Regions from separate parts of the Mus musculus genome. Here region 1 is linked to region 2. Evidence: chromatin loops called from intact Hi-C (ENCODE). Cell type or tissue: left cerebral cortex. All regions are shown on one strand. Each heading gives the region's core, and the rest is flanking DNA. Links, peaks and the distances in the headings are about the cores only. Region 1 holds the start of Chsy1 (chondroitin sulfate synthase 1). Region 2 overlaps Lrrk1 (leucine-rich repeat kinase 1).

Region 1 (8,357 bases), core at 3,460-5,959, 190 kb after region 2:
GGGCCTTGAACTTCTAACCTGCCTGCCTCTATCTCTTGTGCCTGCCTCTATCTCTTGAACGCTGGGAGTTTCTCATATGATGAAGAATGAGCCAGGTGTGGTGGGTGGCACACAAACTCAGGCTCCACTTTTTATGCTACAAGATTCAAGAATCAAACTACATTAACACAGTACTGTACATGGAGCTCAGTGTGGACTTCTACGCCAGGCTGTAACCACCTCACCACCTCCCTCTCCCAACTCAGGCCTCCCTTGAATTTTCCCTAAGGCTAGCCAATCTAACTACAGGGCTGAGAGGCAGGGACCCTGAGCAGCAGGGAGTAGGTCTCATGTGCTCTGCTTTCTTCAGATCACAGATAAAGAGTAAGTCCCCACTGCCTAAAAGAAAACAATGAGAAAATCTTAACAATAAAGAAGAGACAGAAAGGATGACACACACTTAACTTGGCAAGATGAGGTTTGGGAAACCATGGTCAGCTATAAAACTAGTGTACACTATACATGTATACTTCTTGGTATCACAGGCACGATCCCTAGTGACTTGTGTATACTGATTTTATAAGAATAAAAATGTACGTGGAGGGGTGGTCATATCATCTATCTGAACAAACTACTCTGGCAATTGTCCCCAGAGTTATGATTTCATGTCATCTGTCACTAAACTGTAATTTCATGGATTTATTTTCAAAACCACAACACAATCTAGTGGCCTTTTCCTCAATTTAGCCTTATTGCTGAAAGGGCATTTATTTTATCTACAAGTATCTGTTGTGTGGCCGTGCAAATGTACCTCATGGCAGAGGTGTGACAGTCAAAAGGACAATTCCGGAGAGTCAGCTCTCTCCTACCCTGTGAGATCTTTCTGAGGACCAAACTCAGGTTGTCAGATTTCTTAACAATCATCTTTACCTTCTCAACCAAAGGAGGGAAGGGTCCTTTTCTCATTTTTTGTTTGTTTATTTGTTTGCTTAACTTTTTTTTTTTTTTTTGAGAGGGGTCTCAGTGTTAGTCATATCTGGCCTGGAATTCTATGTAGACCAGGCTGGCTTGGAAGTCACAGAGATCCACCTGCTTTGCCTCCCAAGTGCTGGGATTAAAGACTGGTGCCACCACATCTGGTCCTCAATTTTTTTTAAAAGATTTATTTATTTATTATATGTAAGTACACTGTAGTTGTCTTCAGACACTCCAGAAGAGGGCATCAGATCTCGTTACGGATGTTTGTGAGCCACCATGTGGTTGCTGGGATTTGAACTCCGGACCTTCGGAAGAGCAGTCGGGTGCTCTTACCCACTGAGCCATCTCACCAGCCCTGGTCCTCAATTTTTGACAAAGATATTAAGTCAAAGAACATCTGGAGAACTATAGCCTACTTGCTCTCAAACTACTCCGCTAGTCCACATACAGCCTGCCACCTGTGGCCTCTGGCCATTCAGAACTGTTCTTAGCACGACGCAGCCTCTGGACATTAGCAGCAGGAATGGTGGTCAAGCCTTTAAACGCTTTAACTGCTCTTTCCTCAATCCCTCACTTGAGTTAAAGAAAGAAGAGATCCAGCCATGCTTGTTTTCTTATACCGTCTGCTGCCTGAAAACTTAGACCAGAAACTGGATTCAAAAGCCAAGTTATAAAAGCACTGGTTAAAAAATGTAAAAACAAACATCAACTAGTATAGCCCTGCTCACAAAGCTCAGCCCCAGAACATCCGTGCTCTGAAACCATTCCTGCCACTGAGTCTCTGCCTGGAAGAACGCCAGACTTCACCCGTACAGTAAAGGTTTTTGTACTTCACACACACAAAAGTTTCCACGAGTCCCTTCCTTCACCTGGGTCTACCCCTCTTGTATTTCAGATTCACTTCAATGCAAATACAGTTCTAACCATGCCCTCCACTCTAAAACCATCTCCTTTTCTAAAGGCAGCTTTGGCTAATCCCTTTGTTAATCCTGAACATGATCGCTGCCACTTCTACTGACTCCTTTAGCCTACTAGGGCCCAGTTACTTCCTACCACGCATACGCCTTGGTGGCTGCGCTGGGGAACACCAGGCTGCAGTCTTACAATGACTAAATCGATCACACAAACTGTTTTTCCTCAAGGTTCTTTTTCTCTACTTAACAAACCAGAGTGTTGCTCAAAGGCAGAGTGGAAACGCTCACCAAAAGTGAGAATCTTAAAGTACAGTACGGAGGAGCCCTAGCCAGGTTAATTTAAGCGGGCTCTCCCTTCGAAATGACAAAGTGCCTATTTTAGAGACTCAAATTATAACTCTGCCTCCACTATCGCAGGTACAACATTGAATTTCGCCACCACCTTATGGGGGAGACTCGTTCCTTTTAACAAAGAAGTCTTGAACACAGAAAGCTTACGTGTCTCCCTGGAGATGAGGTTGAGAGGCACACACACTGAGGCCAGCGTACTCAATCCCAAAGCCTTGCCCTTGAGAGATGCTCACCATCCTAAGCCCTGCTGCCTTTGCGCTGAGCCGCTGGCAGCTACCAGAGAAGCCTCCGGGGAACCCGTAACGCCGCCCGCCCGCCAGCCAGGATGCCGGATGCAGGCGATGGCATCCACGAAAGGGGGGCTCACCTGTAGGCGGCCACGGCGCGGGTCTGCAGGTATTTCTGGGCTGTCATGACTCCCACGAAGAGAAAGTTCCTGTCGCGCGGGACGCCCTCCGCGGCCGAGCCCTGCGGCCAGAGCTGCGCCCCGCGCGCATCGCCGCGCGCCCCGCCGGGCTGCGACGCCTCCTGCCCTGGCCGGCATCCCTCGGGACTGGGGCGCCGCCGCGGGCCCACTCGCTTCAGCTCCGAGGCGCGGGGCAGGACGAGCCGCGAGGCCAGCACGAAGCCCAGCACGAGCCCGAGCAGCATGCTGAGCCAGGCGCGCCGGCCGCGCGCGGCCATGCCCGCGCCCCTCCGCCCGCCGGGCCGCTGTCCCGCTGTCCCCGCCGCAGGCTCCGCGCGCCCTCAGCCCACCGCCCCCGCCCGCGGAGGCCAGCCCGCCCTAGCGCCGCCAGGCCCGGCCCGGGCAGCGCCGCGGCCGCCGCGGGCCCGCCGCGCCCATCGCGGCTCCCGAGCCGCCCGCAGGCCCCGCGCCGGCGCTTTGTTCCGCGCGCCCGCCCGCACCGCCGCGGCCTGCGCCTTTAAGAGGGGACCATGCCCCGCGCGCGCGGCCGGCGACTCCGGCGCGAGGCGACAGCGGCTCCCGCGGCTCGCGTCCCCCGGCTGGCTCGGCTCGGCTCGCGCTGCGCCCGCCCTCTCGGTGCCCTGCGCCGCCTCTGCAGCTGCACATCCTCCGGCTTAGCGCGCCATTGCAAAGGAGCCCCTCACGTCACGCACCGCGCGTTAAGAAGCGGCCCGCCGGCGGCGTGCCGTGGCCCCTCTCGGGATCCGTCCGCGCCTCGTGATTGGCGCAAAAGTGAATGGGGGGCAGTTCACGTGGCCAAAGTTTAACCAAAAAAAAAAAAAAAAAAGCACCCGCCCCGCAGTCTGCGGCCAGGCAGGAGGGGCGTGGGATAGCATCGACGACAGCGGGGCGGGCGTCCCTCCAACCCCCACTGCCCGGTACCCGCGGCCACGCCCCCGTCGCCAGCATTGGGAGCCGGCGGTCCGGCACCGCACGTGGACTGAGTTGACCGGCTCCCCAGATGCCCCGAGAGCCGCCACGCCCTTCCCTCCCCGGGCCGACCTCCCGACTCGGTGGCCAGGACAGCGGGGTCCACACTGCAGCTTTGTACGCTGCAGGCGGGGCTGGAGCCACACACGGCCACAGTTCACCTAGGAACGCTAGGGGATTTGCGGGCTGGGGAGCGAAACGTGAATTCGCTAAGTAGCTAGGGCTGCCCTCGAACTCAGAGAATCTGAGATCTGTCTCTGCCTCTCGAGCGCTGGGCTTAAAGGCGAGCGGCACCAAGCCCGGCATATTAGTTTTTTAAATGGATATTGAAGAGATGGGTGGGTGAGTTACCACTAGATGATAAATACCTGTATTTAGTCCCAGTGAGCAGAGAGCTGGTTAGTACCCCCCTCACCTAAGTCTGTCAGTATTTTTAAGAGTAGATTTATAAAACGGATATGGATTGTGTACGTGGTGTGGGGGATGGGTTCTCGGGAGCCATACACCTAGTTTTTTGAAACAGGATCTCTTACTATTCTGGAGGTCTCCAAGTAAGTTAGGCTCGCTGAATGGATTTTTAAGTTGGATACCAGTTTCCCTATATTTGCTCTGTCTTAACTTTTATACGTTTTGTTAAAAACGAAAGCCCTTCAACTTGGGTGCCCACATGACAAATGTTTGTAAATACCAATTTTATTTCTTAGTCACCAATGTGTTAGGATTATAATCGCAAAGTAGCCACTTGGACCTGCTCTAATAGAGCCCAGGTGCTAGCTGAAGCTGCAGATCGTTTTGAACTCCAGATCCTCTTGCTTATGGAACTGGAGTCACCTGAATTCCAGGCCTGTGTGCTACCAGCCCTGGTGCCAGGGATCAGCCACTGGACCTCTGATACACTGGGCCAGTACTCTATCCTCTGAACTACGGTCCCAGAGCCTAAGAAGTTCTCATTTAATCAATCAAAGAAACAAACAAAAAGATAGAAAATGGGGCTGGAGAGATGGCTCAGCGGTTAAGAGCACTGACTTCCAGAGGTTCAATTCCCAGCAACCACATGGGGGCTAACGACCATTTGCAATGGGATCCGATGCCCTCTTCTGGTGTATCTGAAGACAGCGACAGTGTACTCGTGCATAAAATAAATAAATATTAAAACAACAACAAAACAAGAGTGCTTCGAGTGGGGTGGGGTGGGGTGGGGTGGGTGGATGGGCAGCCTATTCTTGTAGCTCCTTTTCATGATTAATAAATCAAACAACAGAAATATTCCAGTTTAAGCCACAAAGCTGTGTGAAGCACAGTCCTCCCCACCACTGAATGGTGGCTACTCCTGTTTATTCTTTGGATAGTACCACTTTCTTTGACACGTGTGATTTATTTCAAAAATAGTTCATCGCCTCCCCTCCCCTGACTCTCCCTGTAAGAGATGGTCCACATCTAAGGATAAAATATTCATTGTGTAGTGAAGACCAGATTCCAGCAGTGGTCTCTGGGAAATACAGGACACCTAGCCATGAATTACAGGCTGGGAAACCATAGAGAAAGGTTCCAGTAAGACCATAACCACAAACACCAAGACGTCACCAGAGCCCCCAAGTTCAGCAGCTGCCCCATAATTCATAATTCACACTGATTTACATAAAGCGCAAATCTGGCAAGACACAGATGTTGGACGCTGTGACATAGTCAATGCCCTCACTATCTTCAAGCCTGCTTTCGACGGGTCTATATTTTCTAAACTTAAGTCCAATGAAAAGACAGGAATGTGTGTGTGTCAGGAATTTGCTGAGAATGTTGAACATCTTGTTCCCAGCTCCCCGCTTCCTAGAAGTCCGTCAGTTACCAAGTCAACAACTGATGAATAGAGAAGCTATGACCCTGCGTCGCTCCTCAGAGAGTTAAAATTACTACATTTATTCAGTGTGTGTCTGTCGTGTTCATGCTCATGCTATGATACCCGTGTGGCGGTCAGAGGGAAACTTTGAGGAGTTGGTTTGCTCTCGCCACTCTGTGGAGCATGACAATCGCACTTAAGTCATCAGGCTTGGCAAGCACCTTTACCTGCTAAGCCATCTTGCTAGCCCCTTGTAGATGTTTGATAGCACACATACCACCTGACCTGGATGCATGTCTAGCCCGGAATGGGATGTGAGTTCCACACTGAGTCCTACCTGGCCAAGTCCAGAGTCTTGGGATCTGTCAGTTCCTTGTTTCTATGTGGGTGTTCCCACTGCAGCACCCGAAGGGCTCCGTGGTAGCAGCTCTAGGCTGGTGTTTCAAAATGTATGCCCAAGTGGCAGCTCACCTACTTTTCTGCTTGCATGAGTGCAATTCGTTATGATGTAACTAAGACTGATCTCTGCCTACGTCCCCTGCTCTCACAGATGGCAGCTTTGTTCGCTCACGTGGCACTTTTTTTCTGCTGCTAATACATGTGACTGCTTCTTTATAACAGGTATAACATTTTGTAGGATTTGCTGCAATTTCTTGGAAACCTTCGGCAAATACCTCAATTGTTTGTTGGCAGCATGCCTCAAATAGCTGACAGGGTTCCCTGTACAAGCTTCCTTAAAGACACAGCAACTGGACTCAAGCCTCAAACAGAGGTCCCTGGAAAAGCAGTCATCTTTAAAAAAAAAAAAAGTTAAACGTTCAGAAATGCTTCTTTTGTTTTTTCAGCGGTTCTGTCTGCTGCCTGTAATGAACAACTGCAATGGCCACTCTAATAACACCACTTAACCCTGATTAGTCCAGTGGAACTTTGCTTCAGTACTAACACTACTTTAAACTCACAGTCAAGAGCCTCATTACCTTAGTCATTCTTCAGAGCACATGCCTGCACTCCTAGCTGAGGCAAGAGGACTGTCAGTGCAAGGCCTGGGAAAGTTGCTGGGATCCTGTTTCAAACTTAAATAAGGAAAGGAAAGGAAAGGGGAAGGGGAAGGGGAAGGGGAAGGGGAAGGGGAAGGGGGAGGGGGAGGGGGAGGGGGAGGGGAAGGGGAAGGGGAAGAGGAGGGAAGGAAGGGTTTCAGGTATAGCTGAGTGTTTGCCTATTATACACATGGCCTGGGTTCAATTCCCAATACCACCCCCCCCCAATTTTTCCTCAATATTTCCCTGTATTTGGAGCATTTCCAGTCTGAGGCAGGAAATGACAATCCATTGTTGATTATGTTACAGCTGCCTGACAGAAGCGGATGTGACATTTGTCAGCTAGGACGTCCTTAGTGCTTGCATTAGCCAGGGTTCTCTAGGGGAACAGAATGAGTAGACCCTATATACGTTAGAATGACGTTTATTGGATTTGCTTACTGGCTGTAGTCCAACTGATCCAACAATGGCTGTCTCCCATTGGAAGGTCCAGCCATCTGGTAGTTGTTCCATCAATGAAGCTGGGTGTCTCTGCTGGATTCTCAAAGAAGTAGGCACTAGTATCAGGAAAGGAATGCCTTAGCAGCGGGGTAGGTGACCTTGACATAAAAAGTGAGGGCCAGCAGCAAAACTTCTCTTCATTTATGTGGGCTGCTACCAGAAGGTGCAGACCAGATTTAGCTTGGGTCTTCCCACCTCAAAGTATCCGATCAAGACAGGTGTTCCCCGATTCTTGGTTTCCCCGAATCTTGGTTTCCGTTGATTCCAGACTTAGTCAAGTTGACAACCAGGATTAGCCATCACAGGCACCTCATGCATCCTTGGTCTACTTGTGAGTTCTATATGCAGTTTCTGTGAGGCATGTTTCTTATACAGGCAAGCATGCAGGTGCACACATGTATCTCAGAGACAGATAGCTAGAAGACACAGCACAGCACTGGCAGCCAGCCAGATGAAGTAGAATAGCCAGATGAGAAGATTAACCAGTAGGTGGTGATGCACAGACACTCAGGAGATAGTCTAAATGTCTTTAGGGGACGCCTTCATGACAAGGTTTGCTCTAGTCAAAGGCTTGATCCTCCTTTAGCAAAGAAAGATCTATAACTAAACATCAGTTAAATGCCATTACTCTAAAGCGAGGCCAGAGTTTCCACAACTGCACAATTTGAGCAATGGTCCCATCCTCAGGAGGACACCTCTCCCTTCTGCATCCCACTCCCCCAGTGCTTGTCAGCTGGTGACTCATGCCAGGGCTCGGTGAGCTGACCCAGAGCACAGTCACCTGAAGGTTCAGGTCCTGGTGGTTTGTGGAGCCACTGCAGAAGTGGAGAGCAAACGCTCTTTGCTTTTAGTGGTCTAACGAGCTGTAGAGGAAACCTTCTGCTACTGATTGACCCAGAAGACATTTGGATCTACAAACATCTAAAGTATAATTTTGGAGGTAAGAAAAAACATTTACCGGGTATCTTTGGCTGCTAAGTGATCCACCCATGTTACACATCCTGTTAACAGTGCTAGGTCATCTTGTCTTACCACTTACCCAGTAGGTGCTAACTGTTGTCAGCCAAGAAATGAAGGCCTTTCTGAGAAGTGTCAGGAATAAGGGCGAGATGTGCTTTGTGACTCACTTTGAGGCCAAGTTTTTCGTCGTCAGTAGTGGCAGTGGTACTTACTTATCCCTTCCTTAGCCTGTGGTGTGAGTGCATGCATACCCGGGAGAGGTACACATGTGGACTTGAGTATAGAGGCCTAAAAGTTGATGTTGGGTGTTTTCTTTGGTTACTCTGCACTTTATTTATTGAGGCACAGTTTCTCAACAGAAGCAACGTTCTCAAAATCAACTAGTCGAACCAGCTTGCCACAGGGAT
Region 2 (8,357 bases), core at 2,114-4,613:
ACAGTGGCTAACTGGCCACGCCTTCTTACCATTTTACCACTTCCCTATTCTGAGGCTATCCCTCACACCAGCGCCTCGCAGTATAGCTTAGCCAGCAAAGAGGGATGGAGACGCGTTGAATCTCAACACTATGTTCTGTAAAATTCCTGTTTTCCCCTGGTCTCTTTCTTCATATTGGGAACTGAGCAGAGGTCTTCACATCCCAGCCCAGGCCCTGGGCTAATCACTCGGGGAAGCTTTTATAGAAATGCAGAGGGTGGCAACCATTCTGGCCATGGTGACTCATGGCATCAACAAGGGAAACCGAAACACACAGGGGGCTTAATGCGGTACAGCTATGTGGTGGGTCTCTTGGGCCACATAGATTGTAGGTGGATCTGTGTTCATGTCACCAAGAAAAGTGAAGGTGTGTCTCTGCTGCTCTCATTAAGGAAAGACATCTTCCAAGGGAATAGCCCCACCCCCACCCCGTAGGCCTGCATACAGCAAAGCGTGTGGATGAATTGTGTGTGTGGAGATCCCAAGGGGTCCAAACTGTACAACTGAGGTCACTCAGTGGGCCTGAATACGGCAAGGCACACAGGGATGAGTTCCCTATGTGCGGACCCCAGGGAGCCCATCCTCGGCTTCTGAGGACATGTGGCTAAGGCAGATCAGGTCACCCATTGTCTTGTCTCTCTGGGCACCGCCCAAGGAGGAAGTACCCAGTGGTGCTCTGTGTACTCCAGGCAGACACCACTAACCACGACTCTTAAGAATCTTTGGTCTCAGACCCTGATATAGCTGTCTCCTGTGAGGCTTTGCCAGTACCTGGCAAATACAGAAGTGGATACTCACAGTCATCTATTGGATGGAACACAGGGCCCCCAATGGAGGAGCTAGAGAAAGTACCCAAGAGCTGAAGGGGCCTGCAATCCTATGGGTGAAACAACAATATGAACTAACCAGTACCCCCAGAGCACGTGTCTCTAGCTGCATATGTAGCAGAAGATGGCCTAGTCGGCCATCATTGGGAAGAGAGGACCCTTGGTCTAGCAAACCTTATATGCCCTAGTACAGGGGAAAGCCAGGGCCAAGAAGTGGGAGTGAGTGGGTAGGGGAGCAGTGCGTGGGTGGGGGATGTTTAGGAAACTTTTGGGATAGCATTTGAAATGTAAATGAAGAAAATATACAAGAAAAAAAAAAGAATCTTTGGTCTCAGGCCTTTATAGTCCCTCTAGTCTACAGTTCTCATTGACCTTGAGGAAAAGTCTAAATGCATTGTTCATCTCTGCTTGAGAGGATCTGGGGAGTTTCCTAAGTAGAAGTAGGCTGGGATTGTTTGGCTGTACATTGACAGGGAGCCTGCCAACCGTCATGACAACTTTTCCCTTTCCATGTGTAACATCATCTTTCCCCCTCTCTCCTCCCTCTTTCAGGCCCTCATGTTCTTGAGGTTACAGGGAAACCAGCTGTTGTCGCTGCCACCTCAAGAGAAGTGGACCTGCACCCAACTCAAGACCCTGGACCTCTCCAGAAACCAGCTCGGCAAGTAAGCAGTGGGCCTCTTTACCTCTGGTGTATATAGAACCACAGATGATATGTGTTGGACAGCACCAGAGCCAAGCTGCTGTATCCCACTTAGGGTGGATGAAATACTCCTATAAAACAGTTGCTCAGCAATATGAAGGCTGCAGATCTGAGACCAGGGTGCCTCCTGAGACCTCCCTCCTTGACTTGTTAAAGATCAAGGCTGTTATGGGGCTTGCCTTTAATTCTAGCACTCAGGAGGCAGATCAGGTGGATCTCTGAGTTCAAGGCCAGCCTGGTCTACAGATGGAGTTCTAGGACAGCCAGGGCTACACAGAGGAATCCTGTCCTAAAAAACAAACAAGAAAGTGGCCATCCACATATATCTCCATGATCTTTCTCTTTACGGTTGTTGTTGTTGTTGTTGTTGTTGTTGTTGTTGTTGTTGTTGTTTGGACACCATCTATATTAGAGTAGGGAGCATTCTAAAGAGCTCATGCCAACATAACCACTTTCTTAAAGACCCTAATTCATGAATGACCTTATTCAGAAATGCTTGGAATCAGAAGGTTTTCAAATTTTAGATGTCTCTGGGATTTTTGAAGTATTTGGATGTATCCCGGACATCCCGAGATGGGACCCAAAGCTAAATACAGACTAGTGTGTGTGTGTCACAGGCCCCCAACAGCATTTTTAGCATGCCTGAGTTTTAACTGTGACATGGCTCTGAGGTCAGGTCTGGAATGTTCTCCTTTGAACACCACACCAGCACTCACAGGGTTAGTCTTTGGGAGGCATCTGGATTCTAAACTTTTGGATTAAGGGTACTACTGTGTGACTACTATTCTCCTGGGGAGAAAAGACCAAACATGTTTCCCTGTATGGGACACTTGATGACAGAGCACAGATACAGTCCCACCAAGTCTGGCTTGAAGAAGTGACGACTGTGTTGGGGTTACTTTCGGGACTCAGGGTGAGTCAGAGGCACCCCAAGCATAGGTGCCAACCCACAAAAGCTGCATCCTGCCTACCTTAGCTCCACCCATAGTCAACTCTTACCCAGCAACGGGGGTTCCTTGTATAGCCTGCAGGGATTGAGGGTTTGTGAATGATAGAATTTTCCCAAGCTTCCTGAGACGTAGGAGTTTCTCTTTTCCCTCCAGGAAGAGGGAATAGGTACACCACAGAGTATTCCAATACGTATTCCCAGCTCCAAAATCCTGAGAGAAGGATTCCAGGCGACATCATACAGCCCTCGAGCGGGACCTTCCAGCTGTAATTGTTGCAGACTCCTGAACATCCTGTCTCTCACTTCAGCCTAGACTAGAAGTCTATAAATTCTTTACCAGCTACTAATGTGTTCATAGGTGGAATAAAATGTATCCATCCAATGATAGATGAATGGGTTGAAAATGAGCCCTGGAGAGCCCTGCCCCTTGGGGTCACTGGCTGATGGTTACTCTGTAATCGCTAAATAGAACACATACCCAAAGCACCTGCTTGAAGCTAGAAAGCCTGAGAATGTGATAATGACTGTGACCACTAGATTATCCTTCCTAATGGCTTCTTCCAGAAGGCCCCCGAGTTCCCTCATACAAACTGCAGGAAGGCCCAAGCACATGCTGATAGAATTTACTGCCTTCTCTGTGGTTCTATGTGATGTAGTCAGAGCTAGTATACTCCAAGTCTTTGTCATGCTTGGCCTCAAATTTCTGAGTGTTCTCTTTCCCCTCCACAGAAATGAAGATGGGCTTAAAACAAAGAGGATCTCCCTGTTCACCACCAGAGGGCGCCAGCGTTCTGGAACTGAGACAGGTGTGTGCTGGGCTGGGGAGACCATGAGATCCTCCTGTCTTGTATCCAAGTCGTTATGTTGAGCTTTGCCTTTCCTTTCCCGGTTGAAATGTCAGAGATGTTCATGGTCAGCTGAAAGGTCTGTCAGTGTAAATGGTGACTGTTAACCGTGTGTGTGTGTGTGTGTGTGTGTGTGTGTGTGTGTGTCTGTGTGTGTCTGTGTGTGTGTGTGTGTGTGTGTGTCTGTGTGTCTGTGTGTGTCTGTGTCTGTGTCTGTGTGTGTGTGTCTGTGTGTGTGTGTGTGTCTGTGTGTGTGTGTGTGTGTGTGTGTGTGTGTGTGTGTGTGTCTGTGTGTGTGCGTGCCTATGGCCCTAACTCCCCATCTGGAGCCCAGCAATGCTAATAGCTAACTGCCTAAACTGTAGACACAGGAGTCTCAGTCCACACGTAAAGTAGGAAATGTCATCTATGTTGCATATGAGAAAACCAAGTGCAAAACGCAGATCAGAGACAATTGGCATTTGCATCACCTCAGACTGATAGTTGTTTGTGTTAACAACATAGAAAGTCCCCTCTGCTAAGAAATGTACAATTAGTTCTCGGGTGCAGTCATCCTGCTGAGCTATAGAACACGAGAGGTTTTCTTCCAGGCTATCCAGGGGGCACCCCAGCACCCACCATCCACCCCCTCTGCCCCCATTACCCCTGCATCTCCCTGGGTTCCACTAACCACTATTCTAGCCTCTACCTCTGTCAGATCAACTTTTGATCAAATCTGAGACTCTAAAGCCAACTACACCTTCAGAATGTCCATCGGGACAAGAGCATAAAACAAGGGCGAATGTGTAGGCCATTTTAAACAGACTAGCTCCCTTCTCTGCCTTGAAGGAGTGAATGTGAGCAGAACAGGTTCTGAGAGGTGAGGCTGAGAAATGCCACAGAGGCCAAGATGAGTTTGCAAGAAGTGAACGCCATAGGCCATACCCATGCTGCACTCTGTGGGCTGCAGTGTGTGTGTGTGTCTGTGTGTGCACATGCATACACGTGTTTACATGCATGTCTATATATGTATACACACAGTGAACTTCTTGATCAGTCATGTATGTAGGTTTAATATGAACAAGAAATACTGGTGGAAGAAAATTCAAAAATAGATATGAGTAAATGCAGTCTACCCTACAGTATCTGTGAAATCAACATCTGTGAGATCAAACAACTGCTGACAGGAAAGTCACATTCGTACCAAACCTGCACACTTTTCTCTAGTCCCTAAACAGCACAGTATAATAGCTGTTCCCGCAACATCCACAGGCTCAGACAACACAAGGTATCTAGAAACGATTTGAAGGCTAAGCAGGATGTGTGTGGGTTCTTGCATGGATTTTGGTGGCTGTTGTAGAGGGGGCATTCTGGAACCAGCTCCTCAGAGTTCCTGAGAGATAACTATGTACAAATTTAATATATGGCAAAGTAATTACAATGCCAAGCATATGACATTGTAATTTAGTAAAGAAGACTTGTTTTAGCAAATAGTGTTGGTGTGATCAGCTATGAGGGATCACAGTGCTAGTGACCCTGCCTGATGCAGGTGATAGCAATGCCCATGTGGACAGCAGGCTTGCATTTAAAAAATAAATAAATAACACTTTAGAAGACATGGGTGTAGTCTGGGGCTGGAAAAAAAAAACCTTTAAAAGCTGACTGGGAAATATTTTTCATTTTATTTTATTTGTATATATGGTCTCACACTTTAGCCTAGGCTAGCCTAGAAACTCACTCTGGAGTCTCAGTGTCAATTGTCCTGCCTCAGCCTCCCATGTGCTGAGATTATAGGTGGCCTAAATATTGGCTTTGCAAAAAACTAGCAAACTTTATTATGCAAAAGACATTACAGACAAAGGCTTAAAACAGACATTCTGAGAATCACTTCCCATAGAAATCACTGTGGCACAGATTGGCACACAAGTCCCTAATATGCCAAGAGTGCTTCTAATTTGTGTGTGTGTGTGTGTGTGTGTGTGTGTGTGTGGTCATGATAACCTCATAAGAAAAAAAATGGCAACAAAAAATAAAGTTTGGAAAAATAGATCCAAACATCCAGTAGACAGATGCAAATATATACTGTCATGCTAATAGGAAAGTGCAGTTTATGAATTTTCATAATAGGGCCTTTTTGTTTTGTTTTGTTTTGTTTTGTTTTCTGGATGCAAGTATAGGACCCAAGGCCCAAGGCACGCTAGGCAAGTAGCCCACTAAGCCATCCTTCAGCGAAGCTGGTCCCTCTATAGATGAAGGCCCCTCAGCCTTGGGAAGTTGAGTGCAGATATAGGGGATCTCACTTGGAAACAAAGAGAAACAAACACCATCTTCTCCCCAGTGCGAAGCAGGGCAGAGGACAGGGGCATGGGCTGGGAACAGTCGCTTGAGCCATTTGCTGGAGGCCAATTATGTGTGCCCTGCTTTCCACTCAAATATGTGGGATCTTTCTGGGGACCAAGGTGATGTAGGCACATCGCTTAGCGGGGTCAGCGGCAGCCTGGGGAAACTGCTGTATAGGAAGGTCAAGCTGCATAGCGAGAAAGCCATCGGAGTGAGCTGGCAGCCAGTCGAGGAAGGCACAACGTGAAAGGCTCCCTGGCAGAGAGAATCATGGCAGTGGCAGATGACAAAGGCCTCCTGAGTTCTCAATTGCATCTGGAATATTGAGGGCCACCCCTGAGTGAAAGGAGGGCACAGATGGGCTTGCCAGCGCTCTCCCACAGAAGCGTCCTTCTCCCAGGGCGGCTGACCCGGGGTAAAGAGTTATCTATAAAGGACGACTTGTTTGCAGATGGACAGTTAAATCCCAGGGTGGCTTACGTACATTCAGTCAGTCATGTTTGTTCAGTTGCCTTGTCCAAAAATAATTTGGATGATCGTTTTTACGGTAAAATTCAGACGAGTGGAGTCATAAATAACTTATGAATAAATAACAGTTCATAAATACCTCGGGCTGTCTTCTCTCCAACCGGTTTCCACAGTTTTCAGCAGTTGGCTGGGGTGTGACAGGTGTTGCCTCCATTCTGAGCTTATTCCCCTCATCCGTCACTTAAGGAGCCTTCATAAACACCAGGGTGAAACTTCAGACTTGGCCGGCTCCGTGGCCAGCTGCTCAGTGTTCCCTTGCTGGGCAAGAAAACACACCTTTCTCCCGTTAGCTGCCCTCCCAGGAAAACTGTGAAGTGGTTTCATTGAAAGGGGAAAGAAAGCACTTTTGAACATCTTTCTACAGGACACCATCTAGGACCAAGTCGCCTTGGCAGGCCTGCTGCTTTATTTCCACAGCTGCAGGGAATCCTACTAACAGCGCTGTGAGCTGGGTGGGGCTTCCTCAGTGCTCATCTGAGTAGGCTGGCCTCATCTCTCCTAGAACGTTCTCCTCCGAGGCCAGGTTACCCCATGACCATCAGTACTGCTGCTCCGTGGGTGGAGAGATGCCAGCGCTGAGGGAGGGAGGGAGGTGTATCTAGGTAAGCCAACATGATTTCAGCCCCTAAAAGAATGTTGCCTTCTCTATCCGCCACATAAAACAATGTTGCCTTCTCTATCCGCTACATCTTCCATGGCAGGCAGAGCATCCCAGCAGGAGACTTTGAGGGGACTTGGACTCCCTGATTCCCAGTGAGATATCCTGTCCACTCTCCTTGCTTGTCGGAGGAGGGGTGAGGGGAGGATAAAGGTTGCTCAGAGATCCTGCTGTAGCCTAAGCCGCTGAATGCCATTAATGTGCCTTTCCGGGTTCTGTGTGACATTCTTTCTCTGCACAAAGGCTCCGGTGCTGTGGAAACAGCAAGTGTGATGTGAGCTTAGTGGTAATCTCATAATTAGCCTCATGAATGAGCTTGCTTGAATACTAAAGAGTTGGTTGGTCTCTCAAGGAGTAGCATCTTAAGCAATGTTAGAAAACAAAAGGCAAACAAACAAAAAACCTTGGCGGCTAATATTTTTCTTTGTTGATTAGTTTGTTGATTAGTACAAGGGTAGTGCTATATATTTTAAAACAAAATGAGTAGTTGGCCTTCTAGTGAGTTCTTTCTCTAGACGTAACTAAGAGTTTATGTAACATGAATGCTTGTGTGTATGAACGTAGGTGCATGTGTGCCGTATGTGCATGCATGCATATAACATTCATAGGCTGGGGTAATACATGTGTGCATATCTGCAGACATTTTCTGTCACACCATTAAGCCTTTTTAGGGACATGGCTCTGCAGCTGGCTTTTCCAATTTCTCAGAAACCATCATGTTACATGTTACATGCATACATGCATACATGTGACCTTCACTGTGCTTTGTGTTTAGCAAATCCCCTGTGGACATGTAGCAACAAAGCATGTGTCACTCTCTCACGCCTGTGTGTTACTGCAAGCAGTTTGTCACTGTGTGTGTCACCATCTTTGCGTCTTTGTCACATGTGCATACAGGGAAGTCTGGAGATGAGCATTGTAGGTTTCCCCACATGTTCTCCAGACATTACAGCCATTTGTACCTCCATACTATGGTCGCCATTACAGCCCTTTGTATAGCACCTCCACACTACGGTCACCTAGAACCGTGGAGAAGCATGGTGGTCTCTCTTGACTTTTCTTGGCAGCCTCCATGTTGGAATTCCCAGCTTTCCTAAGTGAGTCTTTGGAGGTCCTTTGTCTGAATGACAACCATCTTGATGCTGTTCCCCCATCGGTCTGCCTGCTGAAGAACCTCTCAGAGCTCTACTTGGGCAAGTAAGTTGGTGTTGAGGGCAGGAACAACCCTGTGAGACAGAAGTCTTCCCTTTCGTCGAGAGGGACCAGGCAGAAGGTCCATCTGAGAAGCAATAGCAGGGATTCCAGAATGGGTATGGAAGGTGGAGGGAGGAAGATGACTAGCCGTAGCTTGCTGCTTGGCTGGGAGACAGTGAGGAGACAGCTACATCCGTGATCCCTTCGTGTATTGAATTTTATAGTGTGCCAGGTCCTCCCTGTCAGGACCTTAAGCAGCATGCAAAACTTGAGTGCCATAGAATTGTTGCCTTAG

What was found. Peaks named below come from ENCODE experiments on the same cell type or tissue, not always from the same donor. Only the 100,000 strongest peaks of a DNase experiment are listed, where the experiment ranks them.
Region 1: it touches region 2 in a loop (7-fold over the local background); 40 of 42 quality-filtered maps call a loop at or near these places.

The regions. Positions count from the first base shown.
Region 1 is chr7:66,104,460-66,112,816 of GRCm38, reverse strand. It overlaps Chsy1 (chondroitin sulfate synthase 1), which reads right to left and starts at 3,325. Exons shown (of 3, transcript NM_001081163.2): 1 at 2,590-3,325. The coding sequence starts at 2,906. In left cerebral cortex, for the core only: CTCF peaks have their summits at 3,796 and 4,690 (motif pointing left); DNase peaks (open chromatin) are centred at 4,676 and 5,937; H3K4me3 peaks cover 553 bases; H3K27ac peaks cover 451 bases.
Region 2 is chr7:66,295,829-66,304,185 of GRCm38, reverse strand. Lrrk1 (leucine-rich repeat kinase 1) reads left to right here. Exons shown (of 34, transcript NM_146191.3): 11 at 1,419-1,531; 12 at 3,248-3,324; 13 at 7,936-8,065. Among named protein-coding and RNA genes, the nearest start is that of Gm45989, 18 kb to the right of the region's middle. In left cerebral cortex, for the core only: a CTCF peak has its summit at 3,279 (motif pointing right); a DNase peak (open chromatin) is centred at 3,307.